Linked DNA regions of Homo sapiens: region 1 is linked to region 2. Evidence: read pairs that join two places in POLR2A ChIA-PET (ENCODE). Cell type or tissue: Caco-2. All regions are shown on one strand. Links, peaks and the distances in the headings refer to the core of each region. The heading gives the core; the rest is flanking DNA. Region 1 holds the start of LOC112268182 (a long non-coding RNA gene). Region 2 overlaps SNAI3 (snail family transcriptional repressor 3).

Region 1 (7,000 bases), core at 2,940-6,939, 250 kb before region 2:
AGGCTGGGACCTCGCCCACCCTGGAGACCTTGGCCCAAATTGGGCAGGACCCTCCTCCCCGGTGCAGGCAGTCCCTGGGCACAGCAGGAAGAGCCAGCCGGAAGTACAGGTACCAACCTCGTGCTGGGGACAGAGGGCCTGCCAGCCTCTGCGTTAGGAGTCCCCAGGCGGCTGTAGTGCGGGAACTCCGGGAGGGGCATGAGACACCACCAGCTCAGGCCGGTGGGAGGGTCCTGTGACCTCAGGAGGCAGCCCCCGCCTCCACAGAGGCAGCAGGGTCTCTGAGAGTGCTCCAGGCCTGAGGCCTGTCCCTTCAGCTCCCAGCTGCTCTGCTGCTGGCTGTGTGACCCTGGCCAAGTCATCCGCCTCTCTGGGCCTGCCATGAGGACCCAGGGGTCAGTGGCAAGGACAATGCCTGCAAGGGCTGAGCCCTGCCTCACTCTGCTGTGTAAAGGACGCCCGGTCCCTGCTGGGCAAGTCAGAAGGGGCCCCCACACGGAGCGGCCTGCGCACCTCGTGGCCACAGCCAATGGCTCGGGTCTGAGTCCTGTCCGCACAGAGGACAGTCCCGTATGTCATGACATGAGAACAGACATGATGAGTGTGAAGCCAGCCCTGGGTGAGCAAGGGGCCAGGCTCCTCTGGGCAAGCGGCTCCTGCTACATCTGGCATGTGCCAGAATGGGAGCCGGCACCGTCTGGAGGCTGGGGGCTTCCTGGAGCAGGATCTGGAGGTTACCCTGTAAGGCCTGGTGGCAGGGAGACCCTGGCTGACGGCAGGATCTGGAGGTTACCCTGTAAGGCCTGGTGGCAGGGAGACCCTGGCTGACGGCAGGATCTGGAGGTTACCCTGTAAGGCCTGGTGGCAGGGAGACCCTGGCTGACGGCAGGGGAGTCCCCGCTTGGAACCAGCCGCCCAGGCCCTGAGAGGTTCAGGTTGAGCCTCTGCTGCCTCAGTCCCCTATGTCCTGCAACGCAGCCTCCTGCCTCAAGGCCCTCCCCATGGCAGGTGTAAGCATCCACCTGGGCCCTCCTGGACGCTGCCAGGACCCTGCCCTGGGGCAGTTCCTGCAGGCTGAGAGCTTGTGCCCCACACAGGTGCCTGTCCTCTCCACAGCCTGGCCGAGGACTGCTCTGAGCCTGTAAGCGGCCTCCTCACACCCCAGAAAGCTCCCCCTCCCTCCCCCTCCACTCAATCTCTGCGCTCCACCGCCCCTCTTCTCCCTAAGACAGGGAAGGGTCCCTGTTCCATCTGGCGGGATGCCCTCTCCCTTCCTGCTTCTAGGTAGGGGCTGAGCCGAGCATCCCTTCTAAGCGCGGAGCTTCTGTGATGGCTGCACGCAGCCTCTTCTGCTTCTGGCCCGGCCACACCCGCATGGAGAGCCTAGAAGCTCCCTGTCTAGGCGAGGGCCACCCAGCCCCTCTGCCCCACTCACCCCTGACCTTTCCTTCCAGGCTCCACTCAGGACCATGAGCGCAGGCTTCCCTGGGGCCCATCGAGGGCTGAGGATGGCCGTCCAGCCCACTCCCCAGGGCCCCCCTCGGACAGCTGCGTCGTCCTAGCGCCAGGACGGAGGGGCCATGCCTGGGGAGCGCCCCCGAGGAGCGCCGCCCCCCACCATGACTGGAGACCTGCAGCCCCGCCAAGTTGCCAGCAGCCCGGGGCACCCCTCCCAGCCGCCACTGGAGGACAACACCCCAGCTACCAGGACCACCAAGGGTGCCAGGGAGGCTGGCGGCCAGGCCCAGGCCATGGAGCTCCCCGAGGCCCAGCCAAGGCAGGCCAGGGACGGGGAGCTCAAGCCCCCATCCCTGAGAGGCCAGGCCCCGAGCAGCACCCCTGGGAAGAGGGGCAGCCCCCAGACCCCACCGGGGAGAAGCCCCTTGCAGGCTCCCTCAAGGCTGGCGGGCAGGGCAGAGGGCAGCCCCCCACAGCGCTACATTCTGGGCATCGCCAGCTCGAGGACCAAGCCCACCCTGGACGAGACACCAGAGAACCCACAGCTGGAGGCTGCCCAGCTCCCTGAGGTGGACACCCCCCAGGGCCCTGGGACTGGAGCTCCACTCAGGCCGGGCCTCCCAAGGACTGAGGCCCAACCCGCCGCCGAAGAGCTTGGCTTCCACAGGTGCTTCCAGGAGCCACCCTCCAGCTTTACCTCCACCAACTATACCTCACCAAGCGCCACCCCCAGGCCCCCAGCCCCGGGGCCCCCCCAGAGCAGGGGCACCAGCCCCCTCCAGCCCGGTTCCTATCCCGAATACCAGGCCAGTGGGGCCGACTCCTGGCCTCCCGCTGCTGAGAATAGCTTCCCAGGTGCTAATTTCGGGGTTCCCCCCGCCGAGCCGGAACCTATTCCCAAAGGCAGCAGGCCCGGCGGCAGCCCCAGGGGAGTTTCCTTCCAGTTCCCCTTCCCGGCACTGCATGGGGCCAGCACAAAACCCTTCCCTGCGGATGTGGCTGGGCACGCATTCACCAATGGGCCACTGGTGTTTGCCTTCCATCAGCCCCAGGGAGCGTGGCCGGAGGAGGCCGTGGGCACGGGCCCTGCCTACCCGCTGCCCACCCAGCCTGCGCCCTCACCCCTGCCCTGCTACCAGGGCCAGCCAGGTGGCCTGAACCGCCACAGCGACCTCAGTGGTGCCCTCTCTTCCCCTGGAGCTGCTCACTCGGCCCCGAGACCCTTCTCTGACAGTTTACACAAGAGCCTGACCAAAATCCTTCCCGAAAGACCACCTTCAGCCCAGGATGGGCTGGGGAGCACGAGAGGGCCCCCTAGCTCCCTACCCCAGAGGCACTTTCCAGGGCAGGCGTACAGAGCCAGTGGGGTGGACACCAGCCCGGGGCCTCCGGACACCGAGCTGGCCGCCCCAGGGCCCCCACCCGCCAGGCTGCCCCAGCTGTGGGACCCCACAGCAGCCCCTTACCCCACACCTCCTGGGGGCCCCCTGGCTGCCACCAGGAGTATGTTCTTTAACGGCCAGCCCAGCCCAGGCCAGCGGCTCTGCCTCCCCCAGAGTGCCCCCCTGCCTTGGCCCCAAGTGCTCCCGACCGCCCGGCCAAGTCCCCACGGAATGGAGATGCTGAGCCGGCTGCCTTTCCCCGCGGGGGGCCCCGAGTGGCAGGGGGGCAGCCAAGGAGCCCTGGGCACTGCTGGCAAGACACCGGGACCCAGAGAGAAGCTGCCAGCCGTGAGAAGCAGCCAGGGCGGCTCCCCAGCACTGTTCACCTACAACGGAATGACAGACCCTGGGGCTCAGCCCCTGTTCTTCGGGGTGGCCCAGCCCCAGGTTTCACCCCACGGGACACCCAGCCTGCCCCCACCGAGGGTAGTGGGAGCCTCCCCCAGCGAGTCCCCACTGCCGTCACCGGCCACCAACACGGCCGGCAGCACCTGCTCTTCCCTGTCGCCGATGTCCAGCAGCCCAGCCAACCCCAGCTCAGAGGAAAGCCAGCTCCCCGGCCCCCTCGGGCCCTCGGCCTTCTTCCACCCACCCACTCACCCCCAGGAGACGGGCAGCCCCTTCCCGTCCCCGGAGCCCCCCCACTCCCTCCCCACCCACTACCAGCCAGAGCCAGCCAAGGCCTTCCCTTTTCCCGCAGATGGGCTGGGAGCCGAGGGTGCCTTCCAGTGCCTGGAGGAGACCCCATTCCCCCACGAGGGCCCCGAGGTGGGTCGGGGAGGGCTGCAGGGCTTCCCCCGTGCGCCGCCTCCGTACCCCACACACCACTTCTCCCTCAGCAGCGCCAGCCTGGACCAGCTGGACGTGCTGCTGACCTGCAGGCAGTGTGACCGCAACTACAGCAGCCTGGCGGCCTTCCTGGCCCACCGGCAGTTCTGTGGCCTGCTCCTGGCCAGGGCCAAGGATGGCCACCAGCGGTCTCCAGGCCCCCCTGGGCTCCCCTCGCCCCCCGCTGCCCCCAGAGTCCCTGCCGACGCACACGCGGGCTTGCTCAGCCACGCGAAGACCTTCCTGTTAGCTGGGGACGCCCAGGCCGAGGGCAAAGACGACCCCCTGAGGACAGGCTTCCTGCCCAGCCTGGCCGCCACCCCCTTCCCGCTCCCTGCCTCGGACCTGGACATGGAGGATGACGCCAAGCTGGACAGCCTCATCACAGAGGCGCTCAACGGCATGGAGTACCAGTCGGACAACCCGGAGATCGACAGCAGCTTCATCGACGTCTTCGCGGACGAGGAGCCTTCCGGCCCCAGAGGTCCCAGCTCCGGACACCCCCTTAAGAGCAAGGCGGGGGTGACTCCAGAGAGCAAAGCTCCGCCCCCGCTCCCAGCAGCCACGCCGGACCCCCAAACCCCCCGCCCTGGGGACAGGGGCTGCCCAGCCCGAGGCAGGCCCAAAACGCGTTCCCTGGGTCTGGCCCCCACCGAGGCGGATGCGCCCAGCCAGGGCAGGCAGCAGAGGAGGGGGAAGCAGTTGAAGCTGTTCCGGAAGGATCTGGACTCGGGCGGCGCAGCAGAGGGGTCGGGGTCGGGCGGCGGCGGCAGAGCCTCCGGCCTGAGGCCCCGGAGGAACGACGGTCTCGGGGAGCGGCCCCCACCCCGTCCCCGGCGCCCTAGAACGCAGGCCCCCGGGAGCCGCGCAGACCCCGCGCCCCGGGTCCCGAGAGCCGCCGCCCTCCCCGAGGAGACCCGCAGCTCCCGGCGCCGCCGGCTGCCCCCCAGGAAGGACCCCAGGAAGAGGAAGGCTCGGGGCGGCGCCTGGGGCAAGGAGCTCATTCTGAAGATCGTGCAGCAGAAGAACAGGCGCCACCGGCGGCTGGGGCGGCGGGCGGGCAGGTGCGGCTCCCTGGCGGCGGGGAGGCCCCGGCCCGGAGCTGAGGACCGCAGGCTCCGCGAGTACGACTTCGCCTCGGAGTCCGAGGAGGACGAGCAGCCTCCGCCGCGGGGCCCCGGCTTCAGAGGCCGGCGGGGCCGAGGCGAGAAGAGGAAGGAAGTGGAGCTGACCCAGGGTCCCAGAGAGGATGAGCCACAGAAACCCCGGAAGGCGGCGAGGCAGGAAGCCGGCGGGGACGGAGCCCCCGCGAACCCCGAGGAGCCGGGCGGGTCTCGCCCGGGCCCCGGCAGGAGCCCTCAGGCCCGTGGCCCGTCTCGAAGCCTGGAGACGGGAGCGGCCGCCAGGGAGGGAGGCCCCAAGTGTGCTGATCGCCCCTCAGTGGCCCCCAAGGATCCCCTGCAGGTCCCCACCAACACCGAGACCTCAGAGGAAACCCGCCCGTCGCTGGACTTTCCCCAGGAGGCCAAGGAGCCTGAAACTGCCGAAGAGTCAGCCCCGGACAGCACAGAATTCACAGAGGCTTTGCGTTCTCCTCCAGCCGCCTGTGCGGGAGAAATGGGAGCAAGCCCCGGTCTCCTGATACCAGAGCAGCCGCCGCCCAGCAGACATGACACCGGCACCCCCAAGCCGTCGGGAAGCCTCGCCAACACGGCGCCCCACGGAAGCTCGCCAACGCCAGGTGTGGGCAGCCTGCTGGGTGGTCCTGGGGGCACACAGGCCCCAGTCTCCCACAACAGCAAGGACCCCCCTGCCCGCCAGCCTGGAGAATTTCTGGCACCCGTGGCTAACCCCTCAAGTACCGCCTGCCCCAAACCCAGTGTTCTGTCTTCAAAGATCTCCAGTTTTGGCTGTGACCCTGCTGGTTTTAACAGAGACCCCTTGGGGGTTCCAGTTGCCAAAAAGGGGCCTCAGCCCTACAGCAGCCCCCACAGTGAGTTGTTCCTCGGACCCAAAGACCTGGCTGGCTGTTTCCTGGAAGAACTGCACCCCAAGCCCTCAGCCAGGGATGCCCCGCCGGCCAGCAGCTCCTGCCTTTGCCAGGACGGCGAGGATGCCGGTTCCCTCGAGCCACAGCTGCCAAGGAGCCCACCTGGCACCGCTGAGACGGAGCCAGGCAGGGCTGCATCGCCACCGACCTTGGAGTCCTCATCCCTCTTCCCAGACCTGCCGGTGGACAGATTCGACCCACCCCTCTATGGCAGCCTGTCTGCGAACAGGGACTCCGGTCTGCCGTTCGCATGTGCCGACCCTCCCCAGAAGACGGTGCCGTCAGATCCACCGTACCCCTCTTTTTTGCTGCTTGAGGAAGTATCCCCGATGCTGCCTAGCCATTTTCCTGATCTCTCGGGGGGAAAGGTGCTCAGTAAGACGTGTCCCCCTGAACGGACAGTGGTTCCCGGCGCCGCCCCATCTTTGCCTGGGAAGGGGAGTGGATGTAGCGTTGCTCTTATGAGTCACCTGTCCGAGGATGAACTGGAGATCCAGAAATTGGTCACCGAATTAGAAAGTCAGCTGCAAAGGAGCAAAGACACACGTGGGGCCCCGAGAGAGCTTGCAGAAGCTGAGTCGGTGGGCAGGGTGGAGCTCGGCACAGGCACAGAGCCACCCTCCCAACGGCGCACCTGCCAGGCCACCGTGCCCCACGAGGACACGTTCTCGGCAGCTGACCTCACGCGCGTTGGAGAATCCACTGCACATCGGGAGGGTGCGGAATCGGCTGTGGCCACCGTGGAAGCGGTTCAGGGGAGGCCTGGGGGGACGTGGCCCTGCCCAGCCTCCTTCCATCCGGGACATGCAGCCCTTCTCCCCTGTGCCCAGGAAGACCTGGTTTCTGGGGCTCCTTTCAGCCCCAGGGGAGCCAACTTCCATTTTCAGCCAGTGCAGAAAGCCGGAGCCTCCAAGACTGGACTTTGCCAGGCAGAAGGAGACAGCAGGCCCCCCCAAGATGTCTGCCTGCCTGAGCCCAGCAAGCAGCCTGGCCCACAGCTGGATGCCGGGAGTTTAGCAAAGTGCAGCCCCGACCAGGAACTTTCATTTCCTAAGAATAAGGAGGCCGCCAGCTCACAAGAAAGTGAAGACTCCCTGCGGCTGCTTCCCTGTGAACAGAGAGGAGGGTTCCTCCCAGAGCCCGGCACAGCAGACCAGCCCCACCGAGGGGCCCCTGCTCCAGAAGCTTTTGGCAGCCCTGCTGTCCATCTGGCCCCTGACTT
Region 2 (9,036 bases), core at 2,905-6,904:
AGGCTTTGCAGATGTCATGAGTTAAGATGGGGGCCTCCTGGAGCAGGGCAACATGACTGTATCCTCATAAGAAGAGGAGAGACAGAAACAGACACACACAGGGAGATGCCACGGGACTCCCAAAGCCACAAGAAAGCCTGGAACAGCCCCGCCCTCACAGCCTCTGAAGGAACCAGCCCTGCCTTCACCTGGATCTGGGACTTCCAGCCTCCAGGACTGGGGGAGAATGAAACTCTGTTGTTTCGGCCACTCAGGCTGGGGTGCTTTGTTATGGCAGCTGAGTGGGTGCCTCCCTCTCTGGGGACGGCCAATCCCTGTAGGGGAGGCAGTGGTCCCGGTCCAGGAAGGTGAGAGAGGCTTTCTCAGTGTCTTCACTTCGCCAGCTCACGTGGAGACTGGTAGCGGCTGGAGCCCAAGCTCTTCTGGGGAGCCGGTTTACTCAAGGTCACCCTTGATCCAGCGGAGCCCAAGGTCTAGGTCAAGCTTCCTCTGGGATGTCCCCAAGGCTCTTCAAACAGGTGTCGTCAAGCCATCTGCCCAAGGGCCCGTCAGCACCTGGCAGGTGTTAGCCAGGCTGATCTGCAGGCGGGGCTGCCCCGAGTGGGGCTCCCACTGCCCGGGTTGGGACTGGAGCAGCCAAGTGGCTGAGCAACAAGGTGCTTCATGTGTGGTCCCTGTGAGCCCCCCTGAATAGTCTCATGGACAGACGGATGGACGGGAGGCTCAGTGGGCTCTGGGAGCAAGGGGAGCGCTTGCCGCTCTCCACGTGGCTCCATTCCAGGACCAGGACAATGATGTCTTCCTGTCTGCAGCCAGAAGCAGGGCAGCTGACAGCGGCCCAGCCCTCCTGAGGGACAGGTGTCCGCTCCCAGAAACCTCCCTTCCACCATCCCCATCAGCGAAGGTGTCAGGGACTAGGAGGGGCCTCCTTGCTCCTTCCTGGACGCTGCCCCTGGGGTTGAGCTGGAGAGGCTGAGACATGCTGGGAAGAGGAGGACCAGCCCAGTGGGCGGCCGCCCAACAGCTCGGCGGTGAGAAGAGGCCACGTGTAAGAAGGAAACGCCACCACCCCACTGGATGGTGGGAGCAGGACTCCAGGGAGGGGGGTCTTGAGTGTAGGCAACCATGTCGATTTGGCACAGTGTCTCAACAGGGCAGGGCAAGGGTCTGGGATTCCAGTTCACGGATGCCCCAGGTACCATGGGTGGACAGAGGCCCAGACCCTCTGCAAGACAGCAGTGATCATGTCAGACCCTCGCAGCGCTTGAGGGCTGCAGCAGGAGCCCTGAGTCCTCTGTTCTGACCAGGCAGCAGGGAGGACTCGCTGCCCCCAGCTGCACAACGCCTGCCCCGGCCTTGGTCTTGGCCCTCTACCCGGCACCAGCTGGAGCCTCTTGGCCATTCCTCTGTGCCATGGGACACTCTCCCACTCCTGCGCTGGCTTCTGCCCACAGTGGCGCCCCTGCTCACCCACTGGCAGTGTCCCCACCTCTCAGAAGAGTTTTTCACAGTGGCAGGCCCTGACCCAGAGTCTCCTGCCTACTTGGTGGCTAAAGGCCCCAGGCGATCCCCAAATCCTGCTGTCTCAGGGAGTTTCTCAGAGTCCCACCTCCTCCACAGAACCAGGGGATTGGCCAAGACTCAAAGCTTCGAAGAACGGAACATGCAGGTGTGCAGAGACCATTTATTACCCCACGGCTGTTATTGCCTGGGAAGCTGAGTGCCCTGAGACCCCAGCCCCCTGAGGCTCTGACCGGGACAAATCCCACAGGCACTCCGCCTCATCCCAACACACCCAAATCACCAATCGTGGGCTCTCCCAGTCCTGCCCCATCTCCCGGAGAGTCTAGTGAGGTGGGGAGGGCACGTGTGTGTACATGTTTGAGTGTGTGTGCACATGCACATAGACGTGTGACATGGGGCAGCTCGTCCCAGACCCCAAACCAAAGGCTGGCGGGGGCTGGCTGAGAGGTAGTTGTGCCTACTGAGGAAGGGCCACAGGGCGGTGCTCACTATAAGTCAGAACTGTTCATTTCTGCTGCAATGGAACTAGGCAGCCTTGCCAGCCATCCGGCGGCAGTGCCGGCCCATGCTGGCGGCCACCTCCCCGAGGCTCTGACTCTTGGAAGGGTAGCCCCGGAGACCTGGCCGTGTCGAAATGGAACCATGGCTCTTGTTCTGATGAAAGCCTTCCCCGGGAGAGGAGTCTCCTCTGAGTGGGCTCCGCGCGGTGGGATGCCTGGGGGAGTGTCCTCCGGCCCAGTGGCCCCCGCTGGACTTCTTTGGTTCTGATTGGACGCAGATGTGGAGGACGCACCAAGTGTGAGGCCAGGCCCCGCCCTCCCAGACTCCTGGCTCCTCTGGGGGCAGGAGGGACGCCAGCTCTCCCGGTGAGGACCATCCCTCCTACCTGCGCCGACCACGTGCCTCTCAGGGGCCCGGGCAGCAGCCAGACTCCTCATGCCGCGCCAGGAGGGACATGCGGGAGAAGGTCTTGGTGCAGCGCCGGCACCGGTACTTCTTGGCGTCTGAGTGCGTTTGCAGATGGGCCCGAAGGTTGGAGCGGTCGGCAAAGGCCCTGCTGCAGTGCGAGCAGGCATAGGGCTTCTCCCCTGTGGGAGGAAGGCGGCGGCCAGTGACACCATGGAAGATGGAGTGAAGGCTAAAGCACCCACCCTGCCCATCAATGGATACTCCCATCCCTTCCCCACAAATGCTCACAGCCAGAGCACCCAAGGTTGAGCTGTGTGGGGACGGGGTGGCACGCCACATCACCTGAAGCCCCTCCCAGGAGCACAGGCAGCCACAGGTGCTAGATCTCCTAGTGTTGCTGCAGTAGCCCTCCCGGGGCCCTTGGCCACTGGGAGAGGACGGGAGAAGCACTGGGGGCCTCTGGCAGCTGTTTCTGGCCACTCACAGGCAAGTGGGGGGGTCTGGCCAGCTCCAGCAGAATCCAGGGCAGGGGCAGAGCTGTGGACCTTGAGGAGGCAGAATTTAGGAACCACCTCCCATCAGGACAACAGGGGATCTGGACAAAGTCCTGCTGGGACCTTGGCCCAACACCTGTAAAGGGAAGTGTGACTGGGAATCGTTTGTTCATTCCTGTAGCCCCATAGAGTCCTGAGAGACCTCAGCCTGCAGCCCCTGAGGGGCCCAGAGCACCTGCATTCCTGCTGGTGGGACACTGGGCATGCTCCTGGCCAGGCCAGCCTCCCGCAGGGCCTCCCCACACTCCTCACTCCCAGGCTGAGGGCACCAAGCCCCAGGGCCCTTTGGCACGGAAAGGGGGTGTGTGGGGGGTGTCGTCATCAAAGAGTTGAGAAAAACCAGAAAGGATTTCCCAGAGACCTGGAAAAGGCCTTCCCTCTGGCCTGCACCCAGGTGTGACTCAGAGGGTCCCAGTCACAAAAGTCATGACTTAGGGGGTAGGGAACCTCCAGTTAGAAAAAGTATGAACTAGCAGGCCGGGCGCAGTGGCTCACACCTGTAATCCCAGCACTTTGGGAGGCCGAGGCGGGTGGATCACGAGGTCAGGAGATCGAGACCATCCTGGCTAACATGGTGAAAACCCCATCTCTACTAAAAACACAAAAAATCAGCTGGGCGTGGTGGCAGGTGTCTGTAGTCCCGGCTACTCGGGAGGCTGAGGCAGGAGAATGGCATGAACCCAGGAGGCGGGGCTTGCAGTGAGCTGACATAGAGCCACTATGGTCCGGCCTGGGCAAAAGAGTGAGACTCTGTCTCAAAAAAAAAAAAAAAAAAAAAGAAAAAGTGTGAACTAGCTGGGCACAGTGGCTCATGCCTGTAATCCCAGCACTTTGGGAGGCCAAGGTGAGAAAATGGATTGAGCCCAGAAGTTCAAGACCAGCCTGGGCAACATAGCGAGACCCCCGTTTCTACAAATAATTTAAAAATTGGCTGGGCATGGTGATGCATGTCTGTGGACCCAGCTACTCAGGAGGCTGAGGCAGGAGAATCACTTGAACCCAGGCAGTCAAAGCTGCAGTGAGCTGCAATCAAACCACTGCACTCCAGCCTGAGCAATAGAGTGAGACCCTGCCTCAGACCAAAAAAAAAAAAAAAAAAGTGTGAACCTTTGGGCCTGATGTGGAGACTGAAGCTTATTCCTGGCGCCCTTTCTTCCTTTCTGTTTTTATTCTTTGCACGCTGAGGTTGACAGAAAGCCCGGGCAGAGGCTGCTGGCCGGCTCTTGGGAAGGGCAGGCCACTTTTGTACTTTAATGGCATTATGTTTTTGATTTTTTTTTTTTTTTTTTTTTTTTTTTTTGAGACAGAGTCTCGCTCTGTCACCAGGCTGGAGGGCAGTGGCGCAATCTTGGCTCACCGCAACCTCCACCTCCTGGGTTCAAATGATTCTCCTGCCTCAGTCTCCTGAATAGCTGGGATTACAGGTGTGCACTGCCACGTCCGGCTAATTTTTGTATTTTTAGCAGAGACAGAGTTTCATATGTTGGCCAGGCTGGTCTCAAACTCATGACCTCAGGTGATCCACCCACCTCTGCCTCCTAAAATGCTGGGATTATAGGCGTGAGCCTCCATGCCTGGTGGGTTTTTTTGTTTTGTTTTGTTTTTTTGTTTTGAGTTGGGGTCTCACTCTGTTGCTCAGGCTGGAGTGCAGTGGCATGACCACAGCTCACTGCAGCCTCAACCTCCTGGGCTCAAGTGATCCTCCTGCCTCAGCCTCCTAAGTAGCTGGGCCTACCAGCACGTGCCACCACACTCAGCTGTTTGGATTTTTAGTAGAGACTGGGGTCTTGCTTGTTGGCCAGGCTGGTCCTGAACCCCTGGCTTGAAGTGATCCTCCCACCTCAATCTCCCAAAGTGCTGGGATTACAGGCGTGGCTCCTGCACTGGCCCCTGCTGACACCTGGATTTTGGACTTCTGGCCTCTAGTCTGTGGTCTGTGGGACTTTGTACAGATAAGTCAAAAGGCAGAAGCTGAATGTGAATGCCCATGCTATTGTTTATAAAATCACCCCTCCTCCTTTTCTAACTCCCGCAGCCCACCCTCTTCCCCCAGCCCAGACCGTCCTTGCAGACCTTCACCCTGTCCTACCTGTGTGGGTGCGGACATGGCCCTGCAGTAACCAGGGCCTGGAGAAGGCCTTGCCACAGATCTTGCAGGTGCAGGGCAGCGTGTGAGTGCGGATGTGCATCTTGAGGGCACCCAGGCTGGTGTACTCCTTGTCGCAGTACTTGCAGGTGAAGACACGCCCCACCTGCAGGTGGCAGTGCAGCTGCCGGTGCCTGGCCAGCCCGGCCAGCGTGTGGTAGGGTTTGTGGCAGTGGAAGCACTCAAAGCCGCCCGGGGCTCGGGGCATCCGCTCAGCCCCAAGCAGTTTTTCCGGAGCCCCGTGCCGGTCTGGGCCCAAGGTCGGGGACCACCGTGTGGGCAGCACCAGCAGTGGGGGCAGGTTGAGGTGGTTCAGGCTGTCTTTGAGGGGTACAATGGCGGCCCGGCTGGCCCGAGGGTCGACCTCGCTGACTTCCAAGGCGTCCAGCCCAGAGGCCCCCAGAGCTTCCTCGATCCGTGGCAGGAGGGGCAGGGAGATGCAGGCGACGGCCGAGGAGCGGTCCCAGGGCTGGGGAAGGTCACCGGGCACAGAAGGGGCCTCCTTGTCTCGGGGGAGGAGGGGCACCACCAGCCCCCCACAGGCAGAGCAGGCACCATTGATTTCTAGAGGGGTGGAGGGGAGAGAATAGAAAGATGAAGACTGAATCCCCAGCACTTTGTGTTTTCCAACTCTGATTCGTGGACCCAGTCACAGCCCATCAGCAGCCTGGCGTGGGAGGTGTAGCCGGGAACCTGCATGCAGACCCAGCTTGCAAGGGAGCTGGCGGTGCTGTGCAGGGAAGTGACAGCGTGGCCAGGAGTGGAGTCATCTAGAACAAGAAGGCCCCGCGGTCTAGAGAGCGAATCTCACTTCCTCTTTAAACACAAAGAAACATCTGACGGGACCCTTTGTGTTCAGGAACATGAAACAGGCCTCGTGGGTAAAGGAGGGCCCTTTACGCCTCGGCTGGGCAGGACCCTCTGATGAGCCCCACCCACCTCTGGAGGGGTCCCAGCCTGGGCCGGCATCCTCCAGGTGCCCATGCAGCAGCCATCAGTCAGACGCTTGGCAGCAAGGTGCCGGCTGAGTGTAAAATCAGCCCACTCATAACTAATCACCCTCCAGTCACCCCACAGTCGCCCCTCGGGCATCTCCTTTTGTGGATAACGAGGCAGTGAGCTCAGAAGCCTCCCTGGCCGCTGACCAGTGCCCACTCTACTGTGCTCTGAATGCAGCTGAGCCACATGGCTGGGGTGCTCTGGCCTGGGCTTTCAGAATTACCCCGGCTGGGCTCCTCCCCAGGACGGTGTTTCCTCTATCTGGGGGCTGGCACACTGCACACCACATGGGTGATCCATGTAAGGGCAGCAGCCCCCAGATAAACAGGTTAGTCTGCAGGTAAGAGTTAAACTCTGTATGTCCCCAAAGCCAAAATCTCCCAACAGCCCTCAATCCCTTTCTTACTCTATATGTGTTAAAATGGATCTCTGGCTCTGTTTCTACCTCCATGCTGAGGCTTTGGGTAGAGACAGACAACCCATAGAATAGGAGAAAATATTTGCAAATCAGACTTCTGATCAGGAATAGCATCTAGAACACTAGAACATATAAAGGATGTTAGCAAGTCGACAATAAAAAGACAAATAATACAATTTTAATATGGGCAAGGGATTTTTTTTTTTTTTTTTTTTTTTTTTTTTTAGAGACGGAGTCTCGCTCTGTTGCCAGGCTGGAGTGCAGTGGCGTGATCTCGGTTCACTGTAACCTCCACCTCCTGGGTTCAAGCGATTCTCCTGCCTCAGCCTCCTGCGTAGCTGGGAGTACAGGCGCCTGCCACCACGCCCGGCTAATTTTTTTGTATTTTTTTTGTAGAGACAGGATTTCACTGTGTTAGCCAGAATGGTCTCGATCTCCTGACCTCGTGATCCACCCTCCTTGGCCTCCCAAAGTGCTGGGATCACAGGCGTGAGCCACCGCACCTGGCCCCCCACCCTTTTTTTTTTTTTTTTTTTGAGACAGAGTCTTGCTCTGTCTCCCAGGCTGGAGTGCAGTGGCGTGAAATCGGCTCACTGCAACCTGCAACCTCCACCTCCCAGGTCCAAATGATTTTCCTGCCTCAGACTCCCAAGTAGCTGGGACTACAGGTGTGCGCCACCATGCCTGGCTAATTTTTTTTTTCCCCCAGATGGAGTCTCGCTCTGTCACCCAGGCTGGAGTGCGATGGCACGATCTGGGCTCATTGCAACCTCTGCCTCCCTGGTTCAAGCAATTCTCCTGCCTCAGCCTCCCAAGTAGCTGGGATTACAGGCATGCGCCACCACGCCTGGCTTATTTTTGTATTCTTAGTAGAGACAGGGTTTTACCATGTTGGCCAGGCTGGTCTCGAACTCTTGACCTTGTGATCCGCCTGCATCAGCCTCCCAAAGTACTGGGATTACAGGCATAAGCCACTGCGCCTGGCCTTTTTTTTTTTTTTTTTTTTTGAGCTGGAGTCTCACTCTTGTCGCCCAGGCTGGAGTGCAATGGCGTGATCTCAGCTCACTGCAACCTCCGCCTCCCAGGTTCAAACAATTCTCCTGCCTCAGCCTCCTGATAGCTGGGATTACAGACACCTGCCACCATGCCCAGCTAATTTTTGTATGTTTAGTAGACGCGGGTTTTTGCCACATTGGCCAGACTCGTCTCAAACTCCTGGCCTCAAGGGATCTGCCCACCTCAGCCTCCCAAAGTGCTGGATTACAAGTGTGAGCCACTGCGCCCGGCCTGGGCAAGGGATCTGAATAACTATTTCTCCAAAGACGATACACAAATGGCCAATGAACACATGCAAAGATGCTCAATGCCATCAGGGAAGCCCAAATCGCAATCACAATGAGATGCTCACACCCAGTAGAACTGAAAAAAATTGACAATAACCAGTGCTGTGAGGATGAGGAGGAATAGGGGATTCAAAGGAACGCCTCCCATCTGCCACTCTCTCCTGACCTGACCTCCTCCCACCCTCAGTTTTCCTAATTACAGAGTCATCAGGTTTCTGTCCACCCAGAAGTGACGGCAATGACAGGCTAAGAGGCAGCGTCCAAGAGAGTTCTGGGGAGACAGCACTGGGGGAGCCCCAGGTTTCCCGGCTTTGCTGGGGCCTCTCTGCAGGAAAAAGTCACCATTTCTTTTTTCCATCTCTAAGACATGGCCACCTTTCTGCCTCCAGGTATTGTCACAGAGCCAGGACCCTGTTTGTGGGCCCAGTGGCTGAGCCCAGAGGCAGGACGGGGCAAGAGACAGTCTCGCCCCGTCAGGCTGACCATGTGTTTCTGCTGGGATTTTAAATGCTTTCCCCATACTCTCTGGGTTTTGCTTGCCTTTTTATTCATGCTGCGGTCCAGATCCTGGGGAGAAGACACTGTTTTGTTTTGTTTTGTTTTGAGACAGAGTCTCGCTCTGTCGCCCAGGTTGGAGTGCAGGGGCGCGATCGTGGCTCACTGCAACCTCCATCTCCCGGGTTCAAGTGATTCTCCTACCTCAGCCTCCTGAGTATCTGGGATTATAGGCACCCGCCAGCACACCGGGGTAACTTCTGTATTTTTAGTAGGGACGGGGTTTCGCCATGTTGGCTGGTTTCGAACTCCTGACCTCAAGTGATCTGCCGTCCTCGACCTCCCAAAGTGCTGAGATTACAGGCATGAGCCGCCACACCCAGCTGAAGAGACTGTTTAAGTACCTTGCTGGCTTCAGGGGTTCCCTGGGGAGCCATAGGAGCCATTTATTTAAAAGGAGAGATTGAGGGGCCCCAAATCCCAGCACCTCAGGTCTATCCTGGGGTAACATCTTGGCAGAAAGTTGCCAGGGCCCCCTGGCTGTCAGAAAGCCAGGCAGCTGGGGCTACAGTGAGGAGGGGAGCGGGGGCGGGGAGCAGAGAGCACTGCGGGGCAGCACGGCTACTCACGACAGTTGCCCACTGGGCC

The links. Peaks named below come from ENCODE experiments on the same cell type or tissue, not always from the same donor. Only the 100,000 strongest peaks of a DNase experiment are listed, where the experiment ranks them.
Region 1: POLR2A ChIA-PET joins it to region 2 with 11 read pairs; 1 of 35 experiments calls an interaction of 5 or more read pairs at or near these places.

The regions. Positions count from the first base shown.
Region 1 is chr16:88,425,891-88,432,890 of GRCh38, forward strand. ZNF469 (zinc finger protein 469) reads left to right here. Exons shown (of 3, transcript NM_001367624.2): 3 at 1,455-7,000. The coding sequence starts at 1,581. It overlaps LOC112268182 (a long non-coding RNA gene), which reads right to left and starts at 4,472. Exons shown (of 3, transcript XR_007065178.1): 1 at 4,382-4,472; 2 at 4,074-4,232; 3 at 1-376. RefSeq lists a silencer at 4,706-4,865. In Caco-2, for the core only: no CTCF peak of the experiment used is centred there; a DNase peak (open chromatin) is centred at 5,286; H3K4me3 peaks cover 558 bases; H3K27me3 peaks cover 249 bases.
Region 2 is chr16:88,676,018-88,685,053 of GRCh38, forward strand. It overlaps SNAI3 (snail family transcriptional repressor 3), which reads right to left. Exons shown (of 3, transcript NM_178310.4): 2 at 5,077-5,697; 3 at 1,671-2,612. The coding sequence ends at 2,431. The region is part of intron 3 of SNAI3-AS1 (SNAI3 antisense RNA 1); the gene reads left to right. Among named protein-coding and RNA genes, the nearest start is that of SNAI3, 6.0 kb to the right of the region's middle. RefSeq lists enhancers at 2,274-3,029, 4,963-5,082, 5,007-5,828, 5,473-5,652, 5,843-6,132 and 2 more. In Caco-2, for the core only: a CTCF peak has its summit at 5,232 (motif pointing right); a DNase peak (open chromatin) is centred at 5,243.